4 separate regions of the Homo sapiens genome follow, and regions 2, 3 and 4 are each linked to region 1. A link is a contact called in ENCODE Hi-C or POLR2A ChIA-PET data. All regions are on one chromosome and are shown on one strand. Each heading gives the region's core, a stretch centred on a gene start or an enhancer-like site at or near the end of the contact. The rest is flanking DNA. Distances are from core to core; before and after follow the strand shown.

Evidence for each region. Hi-C counts contacts between places; a loop is a spot of excess contacts on that map. ChIA-PET counts read pairs that join two places held with the same protein, here RNA polymerase II (POLR2A). Pooled maps may share reads with other maps.
Region 2: a loop to region 1 is called in a map of B cell, with 22 times the contacts of the local background. The contact joins the promoter of YIPF1 here to the promoter of ZYG11B in region 1. A Hi-C loop is called at or near these places in 1 of 168 maps with a recorded cell type or tissue (B cell), 1 of 37 single-sample maps with no recorded cell type and 7 of 50 pooled maps.
Region 3: a map of naive thymus-derived CD4-positive, alpha-beta T cell shows a loop between it and region 1 (6-fold over the local background). The contact joins the promoter of IFT25 here to the promoter of ZYG11B in region 1. A Hi-C loop is called at or near these places in 1 of 168 maps with a recorded cell type or tissue (naive thymus-derived CD4-positive, alpha-beta T cell), 1 of 37 single-sample maps with no recorded cell type and 6 of 50 pooled maps.
Region 4: a pooled map shows a loop between it and region 1 (5-fold over the local background). The contact joins the promoter of CDKN2C here to the promoter of ZYG11B in region 1. A Hi-C loop is called at or near these places in 6 of 50 pooled maps. POLR2A ChIA-PET finds 5 or more read pairs at or near these places in 2 of 52 experiments (BJ and CD4-positive, alpha-beta T cell).

Annotation. Positions count from the first base shown.
Region 1 is chr1:52,722,714-52,728,673 of GRCh38, reverse strand. It overlaps ZYG11B (zyg-11 family member B, cell cycle regulator), which reads right to left and starts at 2,221. Exons shown (of 14, transcript NM_024646.3): 1 at 1,991-2,221. The coding sequence starts at 2,020. RefSeq lists a silencer at 1,831-2,410.
Region 2 is chr1:53,888,417-53,894,629 of GRCh38, reverse strand. YIPF1 (Yip1 domain family member 1) reads left to right here and starts at 4,833. Exons shown (of 11, transcript NM_018982.5): 1 at 4,833-4,917; 2 at 5,167-5,386; 3 at 5,644-5,723. The coding sequence starts at 5,693. DIO1 (iodothyronine deiodinase 1) reads right to left here and starts at 443. Exons shown (of 4, transcript NM_000792.7): 1 at 83-443. The coding sequence starts at 419. RefSeq lists enhancers at 1-356, 243-372, 357-857, 4,600-4,894 and a silencer at 5,780-6,074.
Region 3 is chr1:53,941,831-53,947,300 of GRCh38, reverse strand. IFT25 (intraflagellar transport 25) reads left to right here and starts at 1,602. Exons shown (of 6, transcript NM_016126.4): 1 at 1,602-1,746. LRRC42 (leucine rich repeat containing 42) reads right to left here and starts at 951. Exons shown (of 9, transcript NM_001256409.2): 1 at 752-951. RefSeq lists a silencer at 636-1,705.
Region 4 is chr1:50,965,967-50,971,860 of GRCh38, reverse strand. It overlaps CDKN2C (cyclin dependent kinase inhibitor 2C), which reads right to left and starts at 1,616. Exons shown (of 2, transcript NM_078626.3): 1 at 1,364-1,616. The coding sequence starts at 1,492. RefSeq lists silencers at 2,278-2,547, 3,098-3,357 and an enhancer at 2,778-2,847.

The DNA of each region.
Region 1 (5,960 bases), core at 972-3,471:
CCCACACTTTCAAAAATCTAGCAGTGTAATGTCTTAGGTAGGATAGCTCTTTATTCTGAAAAGTATATCATCATACCTCACTCAATATCATTTTTGCATCAAAATTAAGATTCTCTGCCCAGGCGTGATGGCTCATGCCTGTAATTCTAGCACTTTGGGAGGCCAAGGTGGGAGGATGGCTTGAATCCAGGAGGTCAAGACCAGACTGGGCAACACAGCAAGACTCCATTTCTACAAAAAGTTTTACAAATTAGCGGGGCACGGTAGTCCGTGCCTGTGGTACCAGCTACTTGTGAGGCTGAGGTGGGAAGATCACTTGACCTCAGGAGTTCAAGGTTGCAAAGAGCCATGATTGTGCCACTGCATTCCAGCCTGGGCCACAGAGCAAGATCGTCTCCAAACAACAATTCTCAAACTCACTCTTTCTGTGTAGTCCACTAGTTACCTCAAATTTCAGTTTAAGTTTATATTAGTCAGGTGGGAAATGAGACCATAAAGTGAATCATTCAAGCACCTAGCTGGCCTGGGCACTTGGAATAATAAGTAAGGAACGGTTGCTACCTAGAACTTACATTCCACAGGGAGAAACAGGTTAGCATACAACAACAGTGTGTGAAAGTGAAGGAGACAAACACAGGAAAATGACAGACTAAAAATGCAGGAGTGAGTTAGGGAAAATTCATAGATTAAATAATTTTATAGTATATTACTTTTCTAAAAAACTGCTGGAGGGAAAAAAAGAAACTGACTAACCTCCTAGGGGAACATAATTATCAGGACTTAGTTTTGCCTTATTCCTCCCAGAGACCAAAATTTAGCTTGTTGCATATGATGGAGCAATGTTTTCAATAAATGTACAGCAAACCACTTATAACCCAACTCAATGAAAAAACCAACTGAAGCCTCAACCTATTTTCAGACAGAAAGAAAATTTGCAAATATAAGGTTCTCCCAACTAAAGGCAGACAGGGCAAAACAAATGAACTCTTTAGAAGGTTTAAAGAGACTGTCACAACCTGCCAACCTGATTGTCAGTCCTCAAATGCCCTTGGTCTCTGCCTCCAAATGAAAACAAATCATTTGTTTTTAGTAATAATAGCCAAGCTTGTAAATAAGTATTTTTAAACTTCTCCAACTGCACCTCCACATTAAAAGATGCTCAAAATAAAAAAAATTCAAAACATTTTTTAGCTATTTCTGTCAAAAGACTAGATCTCTCCTGAGGTCACAGTATGCATGCTGGCCCTCACTTCACTGCTCTGTAACACACCACCACTTCGATTTTGCAATGACACTAGGTGAATAGGCTTCCAGGATCTCTTCAATGCCTCCAAAAACGAAAAGGAAGAAGCAAACCTATAAATCCCTATCTGCCCGCCCTACAGCTCCCGGGAAGCAACAGTCCTCAAATTGTTCCTGCTTAGACCCCTGAAGCCCGTAGAAGGAAATGGGGACAGCTGCGACGGCGAACCGAGCGAGGACATCCGATAAGGGAAGAGGAAACGTGGATGGAAGAGGACGAAGGGGAGAAGGAACACGGAGAGAAGGGGGCAGTGGAGATAAAATGGTGAAGAGGGGTGAGAAGAGCAAGGAAGAGCAGCGAAAACTAGGGAGGAAAGGGGGGAAAGTAAAAATCACATAAGAGGAAAAAAGGCAAAATGATAGAGGAGAAAGAAAGGAAGGGTTAGGGTTAAAGGACAAGGAGTGGGCGACAAAGGGAATGCGAAAAAGGCTGTCACTGGGGGTGATAAAAAGGATGTCATCGGGGAGAAGGGAGATTCAGGGGGTGTCACCTAAAGGGGTTCACCGAAGCAGGTGAATGGGGAAGGAGGAGCTGAACACCGAGGGGGCGGTAACGAGGGAGAGAGGTAAAGGCAGGGAGCCCGAGGGGACACCAGAGACAGGGAGGGGCAAGACCGCAGGGGCCAGCGCGACGGGCGGGGGCTAGGGTGGCGGGCGGCTGCGGCTAGGGCAGGCCTTGCTCCCTCACCATGGCTGCGCCGGCCTGGTCCTCGGGCATGCAGCCTCCGTCCTGGGTGCGGCGGCGGGCCGGACCGGAGCCCGCCCCCAGGCTGAGCCGGCGCGGAGGCTCCAGGAGGCTCCGGCGAGCGGCGGCTCCGGGCTTGGCCCAGGCCTCGGCCTCTTTCCCTCAAGCTAGGAGCGTAGCAGTAGCAGCCGCAGCCGCAGCCGCAGCCGCAGCCCGAACCAGAGCGCAGACTCCGCCCCCGCGAGGACCCGCCCGGGCGCGCGAGCCCGCGCCTGGACCCGCCTCCGCTCTCAATGCGCAGACTCAGACGAGGGGGTCCCGCCCCCCCCAGCCCGACCTCCAGCTTCTCCCCCTCCCAGGCCCTTAAAGGAGCCACACACCCCCAAATCCTAGCATCCCTTCAAAATATGAAAAGCTTTAAATATTACATCATGACGAGAGATTAGAGCATCGCTCACTTCGGTCACCTATAGACTCCTCTGTCATTCACCATCATTCTCTAAGATTTGGGCTTCTGGTTCACTGTCATTCATTACTACTATTGTCATAACTCTTGGTTATTTCAAAATTCGCTTAATTCTTCCAATCCTCTGGCCTCTCAGATTCTTCTCTAGGGATCATTCTTGGCTCAGCCTCTCACTCTCATGCTCATACGAATAATTGTAACTTCTCTACAATCTCAATTTTAATCCTCTAACTCCCATTGCAACCTTCTTCCTTTCTTTCTTTCTTTCTTTCTTTCTTTTTTTTTTTTTTTTTTGAGATGGAGTTTCGCTCTTGTTGCCCAGGCTGGAGTGCAGTGGTGCGATCTTGGCTCACTGCAACCTCCACCTCCCGGGTTCAAGTGATTCTCCTGCCTTAGCCTCCCGAGTAGCTGGGATTACAAACACCCGGCACCACACCCGGCTAATTTTTGTATTTTTAGTAGAGAAGTGGCTTCACCATGTTGGCCAGGCTGGTCTCGAACTCCTGACCTCAGGTGATCCGCTTGCCTTGGCCTTCCAAAGTGCTGGGATTACAGGCGTGAGCCGCTGCGCCCGGCCACAACCTTCTTCCTTTCTAGCTCACTCTGTCTGATAATACTCCAACTCCAAAAACTTCAACTCCAAGACCCCAAATCCATTGATCCAACTACCTTTTCGCTATTCCTCCCCACGCTGGCCTTATGTACTCACTTTCTTCCTGAAACAGCTTAGATTCTATCGTCCGTCATGAAATGGAATCTAATAGAATCTAAGCTGTTTGGGGAAGAAAGTGAGTACATGAGGTACATGAAGTCGATTTCTTCAGTATTACCTTCATTTCTCTAGTCGTTCTCTGCTTTCTTTGTACTGACAGAACTCCAGCAATGGAGTGGGTGGAGAAAAAGCCAAAAGTGGTTGACTGACTCCCCGTAAATTTGAGATCATTATTCTCAAGAGGCCATAATGAGTGGCTACCCTACCACATTTCTCCAGTTTCACACACTCTCCCACCTTGCTACATAACTATTTCAAGTCTCCTGTCTCTTCAAACCTCCGACACTTCCTCCCTCATCTCATTTAGCTGATGATTTTGCTTCTAATTCACAAGAAAATCAAACAAACCAAAAAGAACATCTACAAGTTCCCAGCACCCACCATGACTTCCAACGAACCTGTAACTCTGCTTTGATGCTCTCTCTGCCTTCCTTTCCTTACTACAAGTTAATTATTTGTCTTTTAGCTAACATCAAATCCTCCTCAGTTCTCAAGCATCTGTGCTAAAAGACCCAGATTTTATCCCCAATCACAAAACTAAATTTCTGTAAAATACAATCAAAATTAATTACTAGAAAAAATTAAAATTTAAAAACAAGCATCCAAAATGCAAGCCCAGATTTTTTAAACCTGCTTAACCATTTTAAAGTGTACAGTTCAATGGTATTAAATACATTCACATTGTTGTGCAACCATCCCCATCAAGAAGCTCCAGAACTTTTTATTTTTTCTTTTATTTATTTATTTATTTATTTATTGAGACAAGTTCTTACCCTGTCACCCATCAGGAGTACAGTGGCACAATCACGGCTCACTCAGCCTCAAACTCCTGGGCTGAAGCGATCCTCCCACCTCAGCCTCCTAAGCAGCTAGAACTACAGGCACATACCACCACGCCTGGCTACCTTTTTTTTTTTTTTTTTTTGTAGAGACAAGGTCTCACTGTGTTGCCCAGGTTTGTCTCAAACTCCTAGGCTCAAGTAATCCTCCTGCCACAGACTTCTAAAGTGCTAGGATTACAGACGTGAGCCAATGTGCCAGGCCTCCAGAACTTTTTTATCTTGCAAAGCTGAAAGCTTGTACTCATTAAACAATAACTCCCCATTCCTAACTTCCCCCAATCCCTCGCCATCACTGTTCTGCTTTCTATCTCTATGAATTTGACTACTCTAGGCAGAATTTTTATTATTAAACCCAACACGCGTAACATTTTTCTGTCAAATTGTTATAAAAGTTTCAAAATATTAATTCTGAATTGCTGTCACAAACTGGTGAAAAACCATTTCTAGATGGTCACTAGTCCATTGATGACACTTTGAGGAGCTCAAGTACTAGGTCTCATACCACGTCACTTTCTCAAAGACACCTATCCAGCAATTCTTCCTCTCACCTACATCGCTATTTTTCTGCTATTACCTCTCATTGCTATAGCAACATGATTTTATTTCTTCCATCTTAAAACAATCAAACAAAAAAACCCTCCTTAGGTTGCAGTGAGCCAAGATCACGCCACTGCACTCTAGCCTGGGCAACAGAGCGAGACTCCACCTCAAAAAAAAAAAAAAAACCCTCTCTTGACTGGACTTGACCCCCCACCTACTGCCCCATTTCTCCATTCTCTTTTCTGCAAAATGTCTCACAAAGGTGGCTTGTACATGGTCTCACTCTGTTGCTTAGGCTGGAGTGCAGTGGTGCGATCTCAGCTCACTGCAACCTTAGCCTCCTGGGTTCAAGCAATCCTCCCACTTCAGCCTCCCAAGTAGCTGGAACTACAGGCATGTGCCACCACGTCCAACTAATTTTTGTATTTTTTGTGGAGATGAGGTTTCATCATGTTGCCTAGGCTGGTCTTGAACTCCTGAGCTCAAGCAATCTGCCTGCCTTGGCCTCCCAAAATGCTGAGATTACAGGCATGAGCCACCTCGCCTGGCCTTGACTTCCTTTTTCTCATTTTCGGTGAGATCCTCTCTGGTTAAGCTTTTACCTCCTCCACTCCACTGAAATGCCCTTGTCAAGGTCACTAGTGGTGTCCATTTGCTGACACCAGTCAATTCTCAGTCCTCGTGTTACTTGACCTACCAACATCACTAGACACAGCTCATTACTTCCCCCTCCTTGGCTACCATGACATTTCACCCCCTCGGGTCTTCTATCTCACTGGCTGCTCCTAGTTTCTCCTCATTTCTCTGACCTCTAAATACTGTAGTACCCCAAGGCTCAATATTTCGACTTTTTGTCTTTTGCATGTACACTCCTTGATAATCTTATCCCAACACATTACTTTAAATATTATCTATGCTGTGATAACCCCAAAATTATATCTGCATTCTGAATTTCATACTTAAATATCTAACTGCCAGCTAAACATATCCCCTTATATGTCTAGTAAGCTACAATTTTTCTTAGTAGTTACTCAATAGACTTCCCCTCAAGTACCATGGATAAGCCAATAAATACCAAAGAGAATAGGACCAACAATAGTAGCTTAGACCAATCATGATTTACTCTCCGTCTGATCTGTGAGTTACTTTCCCTAAGGACTTCCTTGTAGTGGAGGAAAATCGTCATTAAAAATTAGAGTTCTGGGCTGGGTGTGGTGGCTCAGGCCTGTAATCCCAGCATTTTAGGAGGCTGAGGTGGGTGGATCATGAGGTTAGGAGATCAAGACCAGCCCGGCCAACATGGTGAAACTCCATCTCTACTAAAAATACAAAAGAAATTAGCTGGGTGTAGCG
Region 2 (6,213 bases), core at 3,584-6,083, 1.2 Mb before region 1:
TCAGGACTTTCCAACCCATCTCTTCATCCCCCTCTACCACTGCTATTTCAAGCACCCCTCAAGTGTGTGGCAGCCTCCTGACCTTGCATAAACTCCCAAATGTTGCACCTCTGTCCTGAGAGGCGGACCACCGGGCAGTTTGGGGCCAGACCCCCTAGCTCAGTCGTGTCCTCTAGTCGCTGCCAACGGACCTTCAAGACGAACCAGAAATACTGGGTGCTGAAAAAGGTTGGTATCCAGTTGTCGTGGCTGAAATGGGGGTTCCTGGTCATACCCGTCTTCTCGCCCATGGCCAGGATGTTCCGCTTGACTCTGTCTGGAAACAATATCAGAAGCACTTTACCCACGACCACATGCACAGCCACCTCCAAGAGCACCCAGAGCCTCTTCAGCCACAGCCCTGGCTGGGGCAGCCCCATCTCGGCAAAGCCAGAGTAAGCTCTGAGTTCTATGGGCAGAGAGGCTGCAGCCAGGCAACACTGGGCGGAGCTGAATGAAGGTGCAGGGTAGGAGCAGCCAACCCCGGGTCAGGGGAAGGAGTCAGGTCAGAAGATGTTTGCCTTTCTGTCATGAGATAGAAAATTCCTAACCAGGTGCACAAAGGTCTGTTTTAATCATTATCATTTCCAATTCTTTGCCTGAGCTTTTGAGAGATTCTTGGATTGGTAGATTCCACATCTTAAATTCTCCCTCTGATTAATTTTTTAAAAAACAAGTACTTAAAAAGACCACACTTAAAGAGAACCTGTTAGATGCTCTCTCACAAGTCAGTAGATTTGGCTATTAGTTATTCTTTATACACAAACTCTTCTTTTACTAATGAAAGATGTTTTTCCCAACAAAGATCTTTGTTTTCCCAACAAACATCCATGGTTTTTTGTTGTTGTTGCTGGAGATGGAGTCTCGCTCTGTCGCCCAGGCTGGAGTGCAGTGGCACGATCTTGGCTCACTGCAACCTCTGCCTCCCAGGTTCAAGCAGTTATCCTGCCTCAACCTCCTGAGTAGCTGGGATTACAGGCGCCTGCCACCACGCCTGGCTAATTTTTGTATTTTTAGTAGAGACAGGGTTTCACCGTGTTGGTCAGGCTGGTCTTGAACTCCTGACCTCAGATGACCTACCCGCCTTGGCCTCCAAAAGTGCTGGGATTACAGGCTCGAGCCACCGCACCCGGCCCCCAATCATGGCTTCTAGCTGGTGGTTGACTATTTCTGTAGTCAGAGCCCTCCCCAGGGGATATGGATCTCAAACCTCCCAGGGCAGAGACAGAAATGGGACCATTTCTAACAAAACCTGGGGCCTGCAACTCCCCTTAGCACTGGGCATAGAGTGACAAATAAAACACCCTCTTCTCTCAAGGAAGTCATGGTCTAGTGCGGGGAATAGACAAGTAAACAAAAAACTACCATTTCCTAAATGAAGTCCAGAGGCGGAGGGTGTGCGTGGGCTACGAGAGCAGGGAGAAGGGGAAGCTAATTCTGGTTAGAGAAGTCAAGAGGACTTCACTGAGGAAGTGATTTCTATGCTGAAACCAGAAAGACGGCAAGCAGTCAGCTGGCTAAAGTGGGGATAGTGTCCTGGTGGAAGGAACCACATGGCCAAAGGCCCAGAAGCCAGAGACAGCATGGCTCATTGGAGAAACTGAAAGAAGAATCATAGAGCTCAGAGTTGGGAAGTGTTTTAAAATACACCCAAGACCTTTTTTTTTTTAAATAATTGAGACGGGGTTTCCTTCCTCTGTCACCAGGCTGGAGGGCAGTGGTGTGATCATAGCTCACTGCAGCCTCAAACTCCTGGCTCAAGCCATCCTCTCACCTCAGCCAGAGTAGTTAGGACTACAGGAGTGCCACCCAAACCCGGCAAATTTTGTGACTGTTATAGCTTCTCCTTATGTTGCCCAGGCTGGTCTTGAACTCTTGACCTCAAACAATCCTCCTTCCTTGATCTCTCAAAATGCTGGGATTATGGGAATGAGCCACCATGCCCAGCCCCCAACTTCTTAAAGTAATCAGGGCTGATTTTCCCCACCATGTGTCACTCTTTATTTATTTATTTTTGAGACAGAGCCTCGCTCTGTTGTCCAGGCTGGAGTGTAGTGGCACAATCTCGGCTCACTGCAACCTCCGCCTCCCAGGTTCAAGCAATTCTCCTGCCTCAGCCTCCCAAGTAGCTGGGATTACAGGCGTGTGCCACCATGCCCAGCTAATTTTTGTGTTTTCAGTAGAGATGGGTTTCGCCATGTTGGCCAGGTTGGTCTCGAATTCCTGACCTCAGGTGATCCGCCCACCTTGGCCTCCGAAAGTGCTGGGATTACAGGCGTGAGACACCGCGCCCAGCCGGCACTCTTTTCTTTACCTGCTGGTGCAGTGGTATGAGAAGCCAAAAATGCCTAAGTGGTAGTTACAGCTTCCAATTCAGTGGAACTGTAACTGGAATGGAAGTGTTCTCTCTCCGCCTTCCCTGCTTCCCTGGGACCAGGATCTCCAACCAAGCAGAACTTAAACTTGTGACGCAGGAGGCACACATTCTATGTGTGTAGGTTTCACTGAAAGTGATAGTAAGAAGTGCTACCCCTTGGTTTGCAAATCTATAGGTATTTAGAACAAAGTACCATTATAAATAATTGATAAACCATTGGTTTAGTACATGTACTACATGCCGGAGGACAATGCCCCAGTCTCCTGAGTATTTTCCCCAACCTGGAGCCCTAACTGTGCCTTTAACAAGCCATTCCACCATCCTATTAGGCCACCTACTATTGGATGACTGAGTCACATGGTAAGACCAGTGGGTAAGACCCATGGTTATGTGTCACTGTTGCATGTTCTTTACAATTAAATTGGTCCCTTAGTCCAAAGCAATGTTGTGCAGGTAATCATTGCAGGATCCGTAAGCAAGAGGACTTTGCTTTCCTTTAACAAGGGGGAAAGGACTACTTCTGCCACAGCCACCTTTCCCTTGAAAGATTCAAGGGAAACTGGAAACGAGGGATGGTCAAGTCTCAGGCTTTCCTACCCAAATATCCTCATCCCAGTTCTCAGGTTCCCATTCATTTTCTGACAATGCCCCAGCTTTGATGGAGGAGACCTACAGAGGCTGTGCATTCAGTCTTCGTTGAAACTTTGCCACCCTTACAATTAGATCTTGGGCCTGATTTTCAGTCCAGTCTTTCTCAAGGCTATAGAAGAATAAGAATCTTCAAAGCTGCCATAGAGGCTCTCTAGCTTTCACAAAGTGCCTCAAGTTGACAGTTGGCTGTTCTAAGTCTGTCATTTTATTTTCAAGGTTTCCAATGGAGTTAAGAACACCCAGTCCATTCCATAGTCCTTATAATTACCATTGTCCTCTTAATGTTCCTGTGCCACAGCCACTAGATAACTCAGCACCTTATCTTCTACCTGCACGTTATCCCAATCAACTGCAGACAGACACCTTAGTAATTGTGATGCCATTCTATTCTAAGTGTTATCACACCACCACCACCCCCCTCCTTCTCTCTCCCCTTAACACCAGCAATATATTTGTTGTTGCCATGTGACTGGTGCGCAGTTCAGTTAGAAAATGCCAACCTAAGGTTTTATTTTCTGGGGCCACTTTTGGTACCAACATGCCTTCATATTGCTTCCTCATATGAGTAGTTTATTGGCAAGTATGAATCCAAGCACCAGGAGTGAAGTACAGGGCTTGTATATCAGGGAAGGAAGGAGACCCATTGCGAAGATGCATTGTCAAATGCGTCACTTCCAAAGGCATTTGGTTGCTTAATCCTGCTAGGTAGTTTGAAAGCTATATGAAAGGGCGCCTGAGGGGGAAAAACAGGAAAAGCATATATTCATCAAGTGTTGACCCCATTGGTCAGAGATTTGCCTCATGAGACATTAACAACTCTCTACCCCTACACTTCTGGGATGCACCTGTCTGGGTGCTGATTGGCTCCAGCAAGGTCCCATGGCCCCATCGCATGAAGAAACAAGCCTCGAAGCAGAAAGTGAGAAGCCTGAGGCATAGACTGGAGGCAAGCTCACTCAGGTTATATCTGCTGACGCTGGAATAAGATGAGTGGCGGTGAAATAAGCAGCAGGTGAGGCCAAGATGATCTGAAATGGGACATAAGAGGTGGCTGATATACTAGCACAGCTGAATTCATGAACTGAGATTCATTCCTGGTACATACTCAACCAAAAGTGCCCTGCACATGCTCTAAGCCTCAGCTTTCTCTTTGTAAAATGAGGATAATCACCCCAAGATAGCAGGATTGTTCTGAGAATTAGAGATCCTGCATGTACAAAGCCTGATCATGATCATCTTGGGGAAAAAAATACACTATATATGGCTATTATTAGATGTAAAGTCTTTCCAAGCGCTCACTTACTGGGGGTGCTCATACGAACAGACATCGCGCTTTCGATCACTCATTCAGAATGTAATTGACTCATCATGTACTTTCTCACCAGTGAAATTTTTGTGGCCAAAAGAAACTGAGGGACTGGTGACGCGGGTGACTTAATTTTTTCTTTCACAATCGTCTTTCATCACCCGATTTTATATTTCCTTAGGAAAAGAGGTATAAACACACAGTAAGAAAACCCTAAACTCGAGAATTTTCTACGTTCCCTGGAGCAAGGCCAGCCCAAGTAGTCACACTCAGCGACCCCACCACTCCGCCCTCGCCTGTCTCTTTAAGAACTCGAGGCTCAGCCTCGGGAGAAGGGCGGGCGGGAGCGGGCTCTGCGCGCCGCAGCACGCAGGTTTCTCTGGGAGCTGCTGTCTCTTTAAGGAGGCGGGGCTCTTCCCGGAGGAGGCGGAGAGGTTCCGCCCCCCGGATCTCCGGCTTCCGGCAACTGGGCTGGACCGAAACCGGCGCGGAGCAACTGAGGCCCGAGCCTTCTCGGGACCCGGGGGACGCCTAACCCCGCGAGGTGAGGCTGCCGAGTTTGCGGGACCTGTACGAGGCTAAGGGGGTTCAGGATCTCCTGCCCGCCCGGGCCGCCGCGGCCCAGCTCCTCTCCCTGAAACACTGCCTCTGCTTCGCGGTGTCCCGGGCTGCAGGGTCGCCGACACCCCATTGCCTACTAATTGCCTGACTCCGCTCTAGGCTCCTTACACGCACTCCCATTTAATGACCCCCGCACTGTGTGACTAGGTATCGTTATGCACCCATTTTACAGATGAGGAAACTGAGGCCGCGAGGAGCGCGCATACAGCAGAGAAGCAGCAGAATCGGGAATCAAACCCAGCTCTGTCTGACCCCAGAGCCTGTGCCTTTAACCACTGGCTAGGCTGAACTGCCTTTGTTCTTCACTGTCCCCATCACCTCTTTCAAACCTCAGCCTCTCCTTCCTCATCGTTACATCTCTAGGCTGCACCTGCTCTCTAAACATTCACACAGTGAGTTGAGATTCATTCCTGGTACATACACAACCAAATAAGGTTGAATTGGAACCTTTGGATCCCCGGGGTTAGTTTCTTTGTTACAGTTTTAATATTTAATAATACCTGATGCTTAGTGGTTATCTTTATATAAACCTATTAAACCCCACTGAAAAGGGAGGCAAGGGAAAGTGATACCATTTCTAATACATAAGAGTTGTTTGCAGATACTTTATACTGTCATCCTATTATGTTTACCTATTTTTTTCTTTTAGAACCCTGCAAATTTTCTTCCTCATAATTGGGAGAAGACTCACTGGCCGAATGGCAGCAGTAGATGACTTGCAATTTGAAGGTATACCAGTTGGGTGCCCACCTTTATATTTATGATCACTGTTGCTACAGTCACAGCAAGTATTTTCATTCCTATACTGCCTCACACATTGAAGGATATTATTTCAAACATCTTGGTGGCTGTTGGCCACATCCAGGTGTTTCCTGTTTGTCCACACCAGCTGTTTTTGTTTTTGTTTTTTTTGCCAGATAACCCTTCAGATTGGTAACGAGTATCATAAATTTAGTACAGTGATTACAGAAAATGCTTACACAGTTCCTGCTTTAGTTCAGAAAACATTTATTGAGCACTTACTTTGTGCTTAGAACCGTACAAGATACTGGAGACAAAAAGATGAAGAAGTTTATCCACTGGTGGAGTAGATAAAAATGTAAAAAGATCATTAGGATGAAATGTGATCAGATCATTCCCTCATTGAATCAGTAAATATCTCCTGGTTGTGACCAGGAACCGGGCAATTGTTCTAGTTATCAGGGATAGAAGAGTGAAC
Region 3 (5,470 bases), core at 353-2,852, 1.2 Mb before region 1:
TCTCACACCAAAAATCCTAACCCCACTCCCTTCGCCCACCCCAGCTCTCCTGCCCCTTTCAACCTTCAGACCCTTCCAGCCCTTCCGAGCCCCTGGTGAAAGGTGGCTTGCTGTCCCACAGACCCAACCTTCCAACCTCCGATCTCCCAACCTTCACCTGCCTCCCCTTCCTTCCCCACACTCCTCCACCCCCCACTCCTCTCCTTCACCATCTATTCTTCCCTTCTTCCCACTCTAGGGGCTTCCCTCTCCTAGGACCCCAATCTCTCCATCCCTTTCCTTGCCTTCTGTTCTCAATCTTCAAGACCCTCTTCCTTCACGCCTCACTATCCCCAACTTGGCATTCCACACCCCCAACTTTTCTTCCCTGCCCCCAAGACCCCACCCTCTCTATTCCTATCCTATCTCGTTTCCTCCTTGAACCCCTAAAATCCCATTCCCTTCCCCCTTCCTTCTTCCCGCTCTCTCCCCAAGCATGCCTCTCCCCGAGTCCACCCAGGCTAATCCTGCTCCCTGTCCCACCCAGGCCCCGAACCCCAATTCTCACACGTCCCCATAGCCTGCCCCCGCACCCCTACGCCACCCTTAAACCCATCGCCCCCACCAGTATACCTCATCCTCCCCTCAACCCGCGCCCCGCCGTCCCTCTGGGGCGTCCCCTCCCCCACCCCGCCCCTCCCTAACACCCCGCCCCCGCTCCCACACGCAACCCGGGGCCCCGCGAGCGGCCCGGCCCGCGGCCGCCACCTACCTGTGCCCCTGCCCGGGGCAGCGAGCGGCAGCTCCTCGGTGACGGCTCCCTCCTCCCGCGGCCCGGCTGACGGGGAAGGGCTCAGCACCCCGGGCACAAAGCTAGGAAGGGTGGGACACAGTGAAGGTGGGAGGAGGGAGGGGGCTGGGGGCAACCAGGCGCCGTGGGACCGCGGGACCGGCGGGGGCGGGAGCAAGGCTGGGCCGGGGAGGCGCGCGTGCGCGGGCCCCGGCACGAAGGCGGGGCCGGACCTGGAGGCGGGGCCAGGCCCAGGGCAGGCGACCCGAGGGCCGAGGGTTTGGAACTCGCAGAGGTGGGCCCTGCGCGTGCGTGCTCGCGGGAGGGTGGGTCCCCTGGGTCCTGCGGGCCCCGGGGATAGAGCTGAGCTGGGGGAGGGTAGGCAGCGCGCGCCCCGGGACTGGCCTGGGGAAAGGCGCACAGGAGTGGTTTCGCATCTTGGCCCGCGAAGTAATGGGAGCCGGAGAGGGCGGGGCCGATTGTGGGCGGGGCCTGTGGGAGGCGTGGCGCTAAGAGCTAGGGGTAGGAGGGGCCGAGGCCGCCGCGAGGGGGCGGGGCTGAGGCGGGGTGGGGCCTCTGGGAGGCGTGGCGCGAAAAGCTCGGGGTAGGAGCGAGCGCGCCCGGGAACTCGGTGGAGCGAGCGCGCCCGGGAACTCGGTGGAGGCCGCGGTGGCGGGGTGGGGCGGGGCTGAGGGCAGGGCGGGGCCTGTGGGAGTCGTGGCGCAAAGAGCTCGGGGTAGGAGCGCGCGCCCGGAAACTCAGCGGTGGCCGCGGCGAAGGGGCGGGGCTGAGGGTGGGACGGGGCTTGTGGGAGGCGTGGCGCGAAGATTTCAGAGTTGGAGCGCGCGCGACCCCGGACTCCACGGAGGCCGCGGCGAGCAGGCGGAGCTGCGGGTCGGGACGCTCTGCGTGGGGCGGGGCGCAAGGGAGGTTTCGAGCCCGGAAGGTCCGGCGCCCAGAGCTAACGGGAGTCCCAGGTGAGCGGGTAGCGGGGTAGGCAGGCTGGCACCAGAGGGTATGGGGGCCTGGCCGGGCAAGGCAGAAGGACGGGGATGTTGGTGGGAAGGGAGCAACAGTGGAGGGGTGGTGAAGAGACGCGCGGCGGGAGGCGTGGAAGGGCCGCGGCGGGAGGTCTGACGCGGGCCCGCCTTTTCCTCTAGACCCTGGAAGCGCCACTACCAGCCCACGAAACTCTTTGAGGCCAGAAATAGCGTCTTGACCCCCCAAAAGGGAAAACCAGTTGTAAATCGAAATTAATTAGTCTACCAAAATGTAATGTAAGCTGTCAGCCGCAACGTAACACATCTAGCTATAAATTGTACCTAAGGTCGGGGGCATTTATATATTCTTTACATAATTTGGGGCGGGCCTCCACAAGTCTGAGGCTTTAGGGCCTTGAACTGAGGAGGAGGGTTTGGGATGGAGGTGAGAAGGTGGTGCCAGGGCTGGTTTGCCTTGGAAGCCGTGGCCCTGGCCCCTCGGAGACAGAAGCCTTAGGCCGGGTCCGTGTTTTCTAAAGTACACCACGTTCCCAATGGATGATGCTTGAAGAAAGAGCGTGAGGAGTCCAGCTGTAGCACCAGAACCAAGGGAGCTGGTCAGGGAGAAGGTCCTCTAAGGACTTGACCTGAAGAGGTTTGGGGAAAGAAGGACCACAAAGGGCATGTGAGCTAGCGATGAAAGGGTGAACTGGGGACGAAACCAGTGGCACTGGTTTAGAAGACAGGATAAGGCATCAGGGAATACCAGGGTCAGGGATTGTAAAAAATGGAAAGGATAGCACCCCAGAGTGTACCACCTTTGGTAAACTGCGGCCCTGAGGAAATTGCCTTGCTCTAAAGGGGTGGGGGATTAGACTACCTCCCAAACCTGCACTTTGTTTTGTTTTTTGGAGACATAATCGCTCGTCGCCCACGCTGGAGTGCAGTGGCGCGGTCTCGCCTCACTGAGCCTCCGCTTCCTGGGTTCAGGAGCTTCTCCTGCCTCAGCCTCCGGAGTAGCTGGGATTACAGGCACCTGCCACCACACCCAGCTAATTTTTATATTTTTAGTAGAGACGAGGTTTCACCATGTTGGTCAGGCTGGTCTTGAACCGCTGGCCTCAAGTGATCCGCCTGCCTGGGCCTCCCAAAGTGCTGGGATTACAGGCGCCTGCCACCAGGTCCGGCTAATTTTTGAATTTTTAGTAGAGAGGGTTTTGGGGTTTCACCATGTTGCCCAGGCTGGTCTTGAACTTGTGAGCTCAAGCTGTTCGCCCACCTCGGCCTTCCAAAGTGTCAGGATTACAGGCGAGTCACCAGGCCTGGCATTGTATGGATTTCTCTAAGGTTGGTTGCCTCTTCTCATTAACTGCAACAAAGAACCTTAAAGAAAACCAAGTCTCTGCCGTTTCTACTTAAGTAATTCTACCCAAAACAGGAAATAGGAAGGGTAATGGTGAATATAGAAGGTGTGAAATGAGTTTTGTATTAAAGCATGTGTTTGCTTCTCTCAGAAAACTTAAGAATGTGAGGTAAGAAAAGAACTGAACATTTGGAGAGTACATTCTTTCCTATTCATCTGCTCCATATCAACCCTAAAGTGTAACTCTCTTTTAAAAAACAAGTTATCCGCCGGACACAGTGACTAGCTTCTGTAATCCCAGCACTTTAGGTGGCCAAGGCAGGCGGATCGCTTGAGCTCACGAGTTAGAGACCAGACTGGGCAACATGGCAAAACCCCATCTCTACAAAACAAAAAAATTAGCCGGCCGTGGTGGTGCATGCCTGTAGTCCCAGCTACTAGGAAGGCTGAGGTGGGAGGATCGCTTGAGCCCGGGAGGCAGACGTTGCAGTTAGCCGAGATCGAGTCATTGCACTCCAGCCTGGGCCATAGAGCCCAGACCTTGCCTCAAAAAAAAAAAGTTCTCTCCCTACATCTCCAACCCTCACATTTCCACCGCCAAATAGATTACTGCATAGTTTCCCCAGCTTTACACTATTTATACTTGGGACCAATAATTACTTGAGGATGTGCTGTCCCGTATATGATGGTATATTTAGCAGCGTTCCCTCCCAAGTTGTGACAGTTAAAACTTCAGATGTTTTGAAGTGTCCCTTGGAGGCCAAAATCTACACCCAGTCCAGTTGAGAACCACTGGAGTACAGGATAAAGTTCATTGCCATTAACCTGGCTTTTCAGATCTTTCATTATCTATTCCCAATCTACCTTTCCTAAAATCTGACTCAGCCTAAGAGAACTACCAATGCAGGAATCCTTTCTTTGGCTTCCTTCGTAGATTTCTTTGCCTTCTTCCATAGATTATGATCTCTTACCGACTTTTCTTGGACGTTTTCAGGGATGAAAGAAATTTAAAATCTTTACTTTGAACGAAAGTCCTTGTCTCTCCAAAGTCTTCCTGCTTAAAATGTGCATTTGTTGAGTCCAGTTCACGCCCCAGGAGGTGTAAAAAAAAAGAAATTTAAATCCTTTTTCCATTTGTGAGCACCACTGAGAGTAAAAATTATAGTCGCATTTCTATTTTTCACCTTTTTCTATGTAATATGGTTTATAGATCATCATGAACTTTTTACTCTCCTCCGAACAATATCACGCCTGACAATGTCCTACTTAAAACGTAGTACCCAGAACTGAACACAGTATTCTGGATGTGCGTCACATGATGTTAGCACATAGCATATTGTACTGTTAGTTTCATGCTTATTCATCTTCCTTGACTCTGAGCTTGAAGGCAAGAACCAAGTCTTAGTCACTTAGGTTGTTTTATTCATCTTTGCACTACTAGCACAGTGGTTGGCCCTTTGTTCAATTGGTGTTCAAAAATGTTGATGGAATGTGGTACTTCCTTAACTCTAAGATAGCATTCCATTACCTTTAGGGGCAGATAGAGTACACTGTTACCTTATATTGACTTTGTGGTCAACCAAACCTATATGTTTTATCAGATCAGAGGTTGGCAAACTTTTTTGTAAAGGGCCAAATAGTAAATATTTCAGGTTTTATGGGCCTTATGGTCTTTCACAGTGACTCAGCTATGTCACTGTAACATATAATCAGCCATAGGCAATATATAAGTGAATGAGCATAGCCACTTTCCAATATAATTCATGGACGTTAAAATCTGAGTTTCATGTAATTTTTGTGTGTCACAGAATATTTTGATTTTTAAAAATATTTTAAAATGTTAAACGCATTTTTAGCTTGTGGGCCATACAAAAACAGATGGCAGGCTAGATATGGCTCACAGGCAGTAGTTTGCTAACCCCTGATTTAGACCAACCCTTGTATGATGGATTTTTTTCAAAACTGAGTATAGGTTTTTACTTTTATCCTTATTAAATATCTTACTCATTGCAAGTCGTCTTTCTAGCTTGCTCATTTCTTTTTGAATGCTAATTCTGTCACCTAGCATATCAGCTGACATCCCAGCTTTGTGTCTGCAAAATTGATAAGCATACTTTGTGCATCCTTAATTAATAAAAATGTTGAGTAGGATAAGGATAGAAGTCCTCCACAAGTTCATTTTCTTCCATTAATCATCATTCTTTGAGTATAGCCACTCAGAGTTAGAAATATCTACCTAGAGTACTAGCTATCACCCAATTCATATTTCTCTGTCGGGTCCACAGGGTATCTTGAGAAGCTTTGTCTGAAGCTTTGTTGAAATCTTTAGAACATGTTCCAGATGGGTAGGAATTCCAT
Region 4 (5,894 bases), core at 367-2,866, 1.8 Mb after region 1:
TGATAAGTATGTTTAATATAAACAAGATTGCAAAGTTGTATTAAAAATGTTTGTCAAAACTTTTTAAAAGAATATTATTAATTTCCCAGTCTTCCTGTTCGTCAAAAATCCTGTAAAATCTTATCATGAACATGGGTTAAGTAGTTCATTCTTTGTGAAGTTTATATAATCTTTTGAGTTTTCAAAAGGAAACTTTTCAATATATTAAATTTGTTACTTTGCTATCATCACTAAACCTGTTCAAAACTACTAGGTAGAAAAAGGAAAAAAAATCATTACTTAATGTAGCAGCAATAACAAGATAAATAATTTAGTATCTGTGCATAAACTTCCTTAATACTGAAATTTTTGCAAGGCCAGTGTATTCTGACTGAAAATGTACAGACTGTATGGACTTTGTTTGTTAATAGTATATCTCTTGGCACTTAAATTTTTAATTCTTGTAACCGAAACAAAGCCCTCTAAAAACCCTCTCCCCACTGGGTTTTCAAAAACAGCTTCAAGTGTTGCATTTCCAAATAAGAATAGCTCATAAGAATATCATCAGAACTCTGATAAAGCAACTATTTTAAACTATTTTGTCATTTTTCTGTTTCTAAGCCTTTCACCTAAGTTACATGATAACATTCAGAAGAGGAAAAAAATTATCAGGTACAATACTTGGCAGCTGGACATGTGTCAATTGTTGCCTGTAAATCTAATTACTGAAAATTAGAGCACACCACGGCATGACCGTAGAGACAAAGACACTGCAGCTGAGCTCTGATTAGAAAATTCAACTTTTTATTCCTCCCGACTCCTGAATGAGTGGATGGTATTACATTAACTGTAAAATGTACATCCTGTCCCGGTGCCCAGGCCACCCATTCCAAACGAGGAAAGGTCGTTTGTCAAAACTTGAAGCATTTGAAGGAAAAACACCCTCATCAGTAGTCAAGAAAATTAACGTTAAAGTCTATTATTGGGGGCAAAGTACGTAAAACCACTAATAGCAGTGTATTTACTTCAAATAATAATCATAATAATGTGTTTACAGAGCTGTCTTTAAAAACAAAACAAAACAAACAAACCTCGGCCCTACACTGACTACTTTAAAATCCCCACCGTCACAAAAACATTCCAAAAACTAAGACCAAATCTGGACCCCACTTGATATCAAGGATGTTATTGGATTTGAGGAGTTTGTTCAAAGTACGTCATTTTGAGAAGTTGCATCCACTTAAAGATATAAAATATGGCAACCAACTAGGTTTAAAAACAGTGAAATTTTATGTCCCTGAAAGCTTAAAAGCTGTAAATCTAGAAACCCGGGTCACGTAGGCAACATTATTGACTTGTTTTCCCCACCTCTCTTAATACCAACCTGCAGCGCAGTCCTTCCAAATCCATTTTGTGCATTGACGTTTACATTATTTTGCAACAAACTAGTAAGTTGCTCTAGGTCCCCCCTGGCAGCTGCGGACGCCAACTCGTTCCCCCAAGGCTCGGCCATTCTTTAGGGTCCTGACGATCAGGAAAAGATGAATTAGTCGTTTTTCTTTTTCCCCTTTCCTTTGCTCCTAACCAGGCTGCATGATGGCATCGGAGACTGACAGAAGGACTGGGATGGTTAATCTGGAGTAGAGCTTGGTAGTAAATACTAGTAAGATCTGCCTGCCAAAAGCCCGCCCCTCGATTCACACGTGATTATTCAGCAAAACTGAGCCATTGGAGAGGGGCTCCTCGCCTCGCTTTTTTAGCTTAACCCCTATGAAGAATTCTGACGACTCCACAGAGAGACACACAGACACACATACATTCCTGGTTAATGACTCCGGACGTCAGATGTAGGCAGAGCTGTCACGTACCTACGCTACAGATCTCTGTGAGGAGTGTGTGTGGAGACTCAAGGGACTATAGATCGGGGCAGAAAATACCGCGGAAGGAAAGACATTCAGGGGGAAGAAAAGGCATTCACCCACCCTTGTTCACGGTGGTGACTTGAGCCGTGTGAGGCAGAACTGCAGGGGCAGGTCCTCCAGGGGGCTCGGTTTCCATCCGTCTCGCCGAAGGGATAGTCCTGGGTCCTCCGCTGCTGGGAGAGCGCCGCGGTGGCTGGATGCTGACGTGCTCCGGAGGGTTAAAAGATGATCGCCAAAGGCGAACGGGAGTAGCAGTTCGGTGGCCCTCAAGTTACAGGTCGTAACGATTGCCCAGTGCTCTGGGCTTCTCCAGAAGAGCCTTTGGTCGCGTCCGGGCCAAGCCGTGGGCTAATGCCGCTCAGGAAAGCTCCGGAGCCCGCCCGCCAGGCAGCCGCAGCCCCGCCGAGCCTCAGAGGCCGTGGGAGCCGGGCTCGGCGCGCGTCTCCGGAGGCTGCCGGGCGTGCGGCGGGCCCCCGAGAAGCCCGTCATGCCGGCCCCGCCAGGTCCCGGGACTCCCGGCAGCCCGAGGAAGGAGAGTGATGCGGAAAGCGTCTACGGAGCCCGGACTGCTGGGGCAGCTCGCGGCAGCATTGCGGCTGCACTGGGCAGCCCCCCCGGGAACTTCCCGCCTACGACCGAGCTCGTTCAGGCTTTCTGCTGTAGGCACTCATTGAGCTGCTGCCGCCGCTGTCCTTTCCTTCCTTTCCCGGTTTTGTGGGGGCCTCTGGAGATGGGGAGAGTCCTGGGAAACGTAGGCCAAGTTCTGAGTAGGGAGAGTCGCCGCAGTTCCGGGGCAGCCAGTCCGGTCGCCGTCTCGGCGAGCGCTCAGCAGCCTCGGCGCCCGGTGCCACTTTGCCACCTCTCGCGGTCCCCGGCCTGTGCCCCTTTGCTGCGGACAGGGCAGCCGCCAGCCAGCTGTGCCCTGGAGCAGAGCCTGGCAGCACTGCTTCCTCCTTGGCCGCACCGCTCCCAGTGACAGTTTCTTTTGTAGCTGATCCCCCCCTAGATCGCCGGTCCCTGCTCCTTTCACCCCTACAGGCACTTGCGTGTCGCCCCCTTTTTTGCTTTTTTCCTTCACTCCCTCCCTTGCTGCTTTTTTCGCTGAAACAATTGCTGCTTCTGTTGCCTCTCAGAGAGGGTGCCGGTTTCTTCTCCCTTTTTTCCGACCTCATCAGCTTTTTTTGAAAAGAAAAAAATTGAGCGCTTTTTGAGTTGAAAAACCCGCCCCCATTTTAACGGCAGAGTTTTAAGGAGGCTCGGCAGAGTTGCAGCGCCGCGGGAGCGGGAAGGCCGGGCGCCGCCCACGCCCCGCCCTCCGCCCTGCTGGCGCTCGCGCTCGCAGTCTCGCACGCTCCGCCCGCCCGGTCCCGCGCCCTCATTCCCGCCTCCCGCTCTCCACCTCCTCCCGTCAAGTCTCTCGCGCCGGCTCCCTCCTGCCGGCTAGGCGGCCTGTCCCCAGCTGGAGCGGGGTTCGGCCCCGCGAAGTCCGGCCTGCCCTTCTGCTGGCGGGCTTGAGTCTGTGACGCGAACCCCCAGCTGCCCCAATTCCTACGGGGGCGAGGACAGGGGTTTGTTATTTAAGACGGTTGTGGAGGGCCGCAGGGTCTTTGAGGCTCCGCAGCGTACGCTGCGGGAAGGCGGACAGCGAGCTGGCATAAAGGGAGTCGTTCCTCAGCGCTAGCGGGGCAGGTCGGCCCGCCTCTGTGCTCCCCCGCCAGGCTCGCAAAGTTCGGGCGGCCAGGCTGCGGCTGCTGCTGCCTCCTCTAGGCGCGCGCGCTCTGTAAACTCGGCGTCCTTCGCTGAGCCCTGGCCTCGGCCTCGCACCTGCCAGATCCATGCCCGACGGCGCGGTGGGCAGGGGTGGCCGCGGGGGTGGAGGGAAAAATCCGGACTGCCACTAAGCACAGTGCTCACAAAAAGCAAGTCTTGTGTAGACTGAATTTTATGAAAACTTAAGACATGGCATATGTAAGAACGAACTCTGAAGCCTTAATTAATCAAGGACTGGAAACTGCGAAATAGTCCTATTATTAGAGAAAAAGGAGAAAAGCAATTAAATTTAAAGCAAAATTTAAAATAAGTCGTGTGAAGTGTTTTCTAACAAAGCCATTTCTTGGTTGCCGAAGTTCTCTCACTACTTAGAAGTGGCTTGGATTTTGGGGATGTGGGGTTGGGGAGGGTGTCTAGAATGGTCTCTCTCCTAATCCTTTATTTAATCATCCGACACCAATTTCCAGTACTTTTAACTTCCTCTTTTAGCTATGTGAGATTAATTAACTATTGCTTTCTGTATTTTTATACTCTTAAAAATATCCAACACGGTTGCATGATGCACCCAGTGGTCAAAATGAAACCAAGCAAAAAATGACAAGTCTAATTAGAACCGGCCTTTGGCAAGCGGATCCTCAAGCAGTATCTGTACCCTTCTTGAAGTACACTGGGAGTATTAGCAACAAAACACACCAGAAATATCTGGGTAATCATCCAGCAAGAGATTGGTAGGTAGAGGGAAAGTTGAAACTGGGAAGAATCTGGCAGTGTTTTCTTTAATGTAATTGTTGAGAAAAAAACTAGAGTTCTTTTCTTAGGTAACTAAACTTGAATTGTGAATCAAATGAGAACTACAAAACAAGAAATTAACTCTCTTTTTCTTACATATATGTAGACGTTTCAAATAGAAACATTTAAGATTCCATTTATACCAGTAAGAAATAAATAATAATTTACTTTTGATTATTCTGGGAACTGTGTAATCTTTTCATACAGCCAGAGGGTGTGAGGACATATTAGCACTGTTGGCTGATAAAAGAGAACTGGTATTAGTCCAATTTATGAGGATTGCCTTCTAGCATTTATTATGGTTTCTTGCTTAGAGATAAATTGTAAAGAGGAAGAATCTTAAATTGTATGATTACATAAAGTACGGGTAAACGTACTATAATTTTCATGAAATAAAATGCTTATTGCTGAACAACTAAGGAAAACTTATGATAATTTAAGATGTACACAGAGTTGTATTAAGATTTTTGGAGGCCCTAAGCACTGAAAAGATTTTGATGTTCTACCACCTCTTCCTTATATAGAAATAAAAAGAAAAATAACAGAACCCCAAAATAACAGTAAAAAAGTCCAACAAAGTTCTGATTTTTTTCCCATGATGGCTACTTCAGTGGTTTTGCTGAGATATTAAATTATTTGGCAAAGGTTTTTTTTTTTTTTTTAACATTCTGGTTTTGCTGGTGCCCTGAAGCATATGCTTCATCTGCCTGTTGGGTAAACCAGAATTGGCAGTGCAGAGCTTAGGGTCTTAGTTCAGAAGGCATACATAAGTATTACACAGTAACTCCAATGAAAATCTAGTATTTATTGAGGGCTAGTTCACTACAGCAGATTCAAGGGTATCTCTACCCTCAATAAGCTTATATTCTAACATGGCTTACAAGAAAAATTCATAGTTAAGTTTCTACTATATTGAGAGTGGTGCTTTCCTTTTTAACATCAAAATGATAAGTACATCAAATACTGAAATATAGCCTTTATAGTTAGATATTAAATATTAACAGTCATGGAAACCTTTTGCTCCAGCAGTTCATAATCATTTAAGGAGACATAGAAGTGGCCGGGCGCAGTGGCTCACGCCTATAATCCCAGCATTTTGGGAGGCTGAGGTGGGCAGATCACCTGAGGTCAGGAGTTCGAGACCAGCCTGGCCAACATGGTTAAACCCCAACTCCACTAAAAATACAAAAAAAAATTAGCTGGGCGTGGTGGCTGGCGCCTGTAATCCCAGCTGCTCAGGAGGCTGAGGCAGGAGGATTGCTTGAACCTGGGAGGCAGTGGCGGCCCAGCAGTCTCAAAAAAAAAAAAAAAAAGAGACATAGAATAGAAATGTGATTCAGTCAAATTATTCTGTGCTTTTCCCTCATTGACATAGAATAGAAATGTGATTCAGTCAAATTATTCTGTGCTTTTCCCTCATTGACTCAAGTAGGT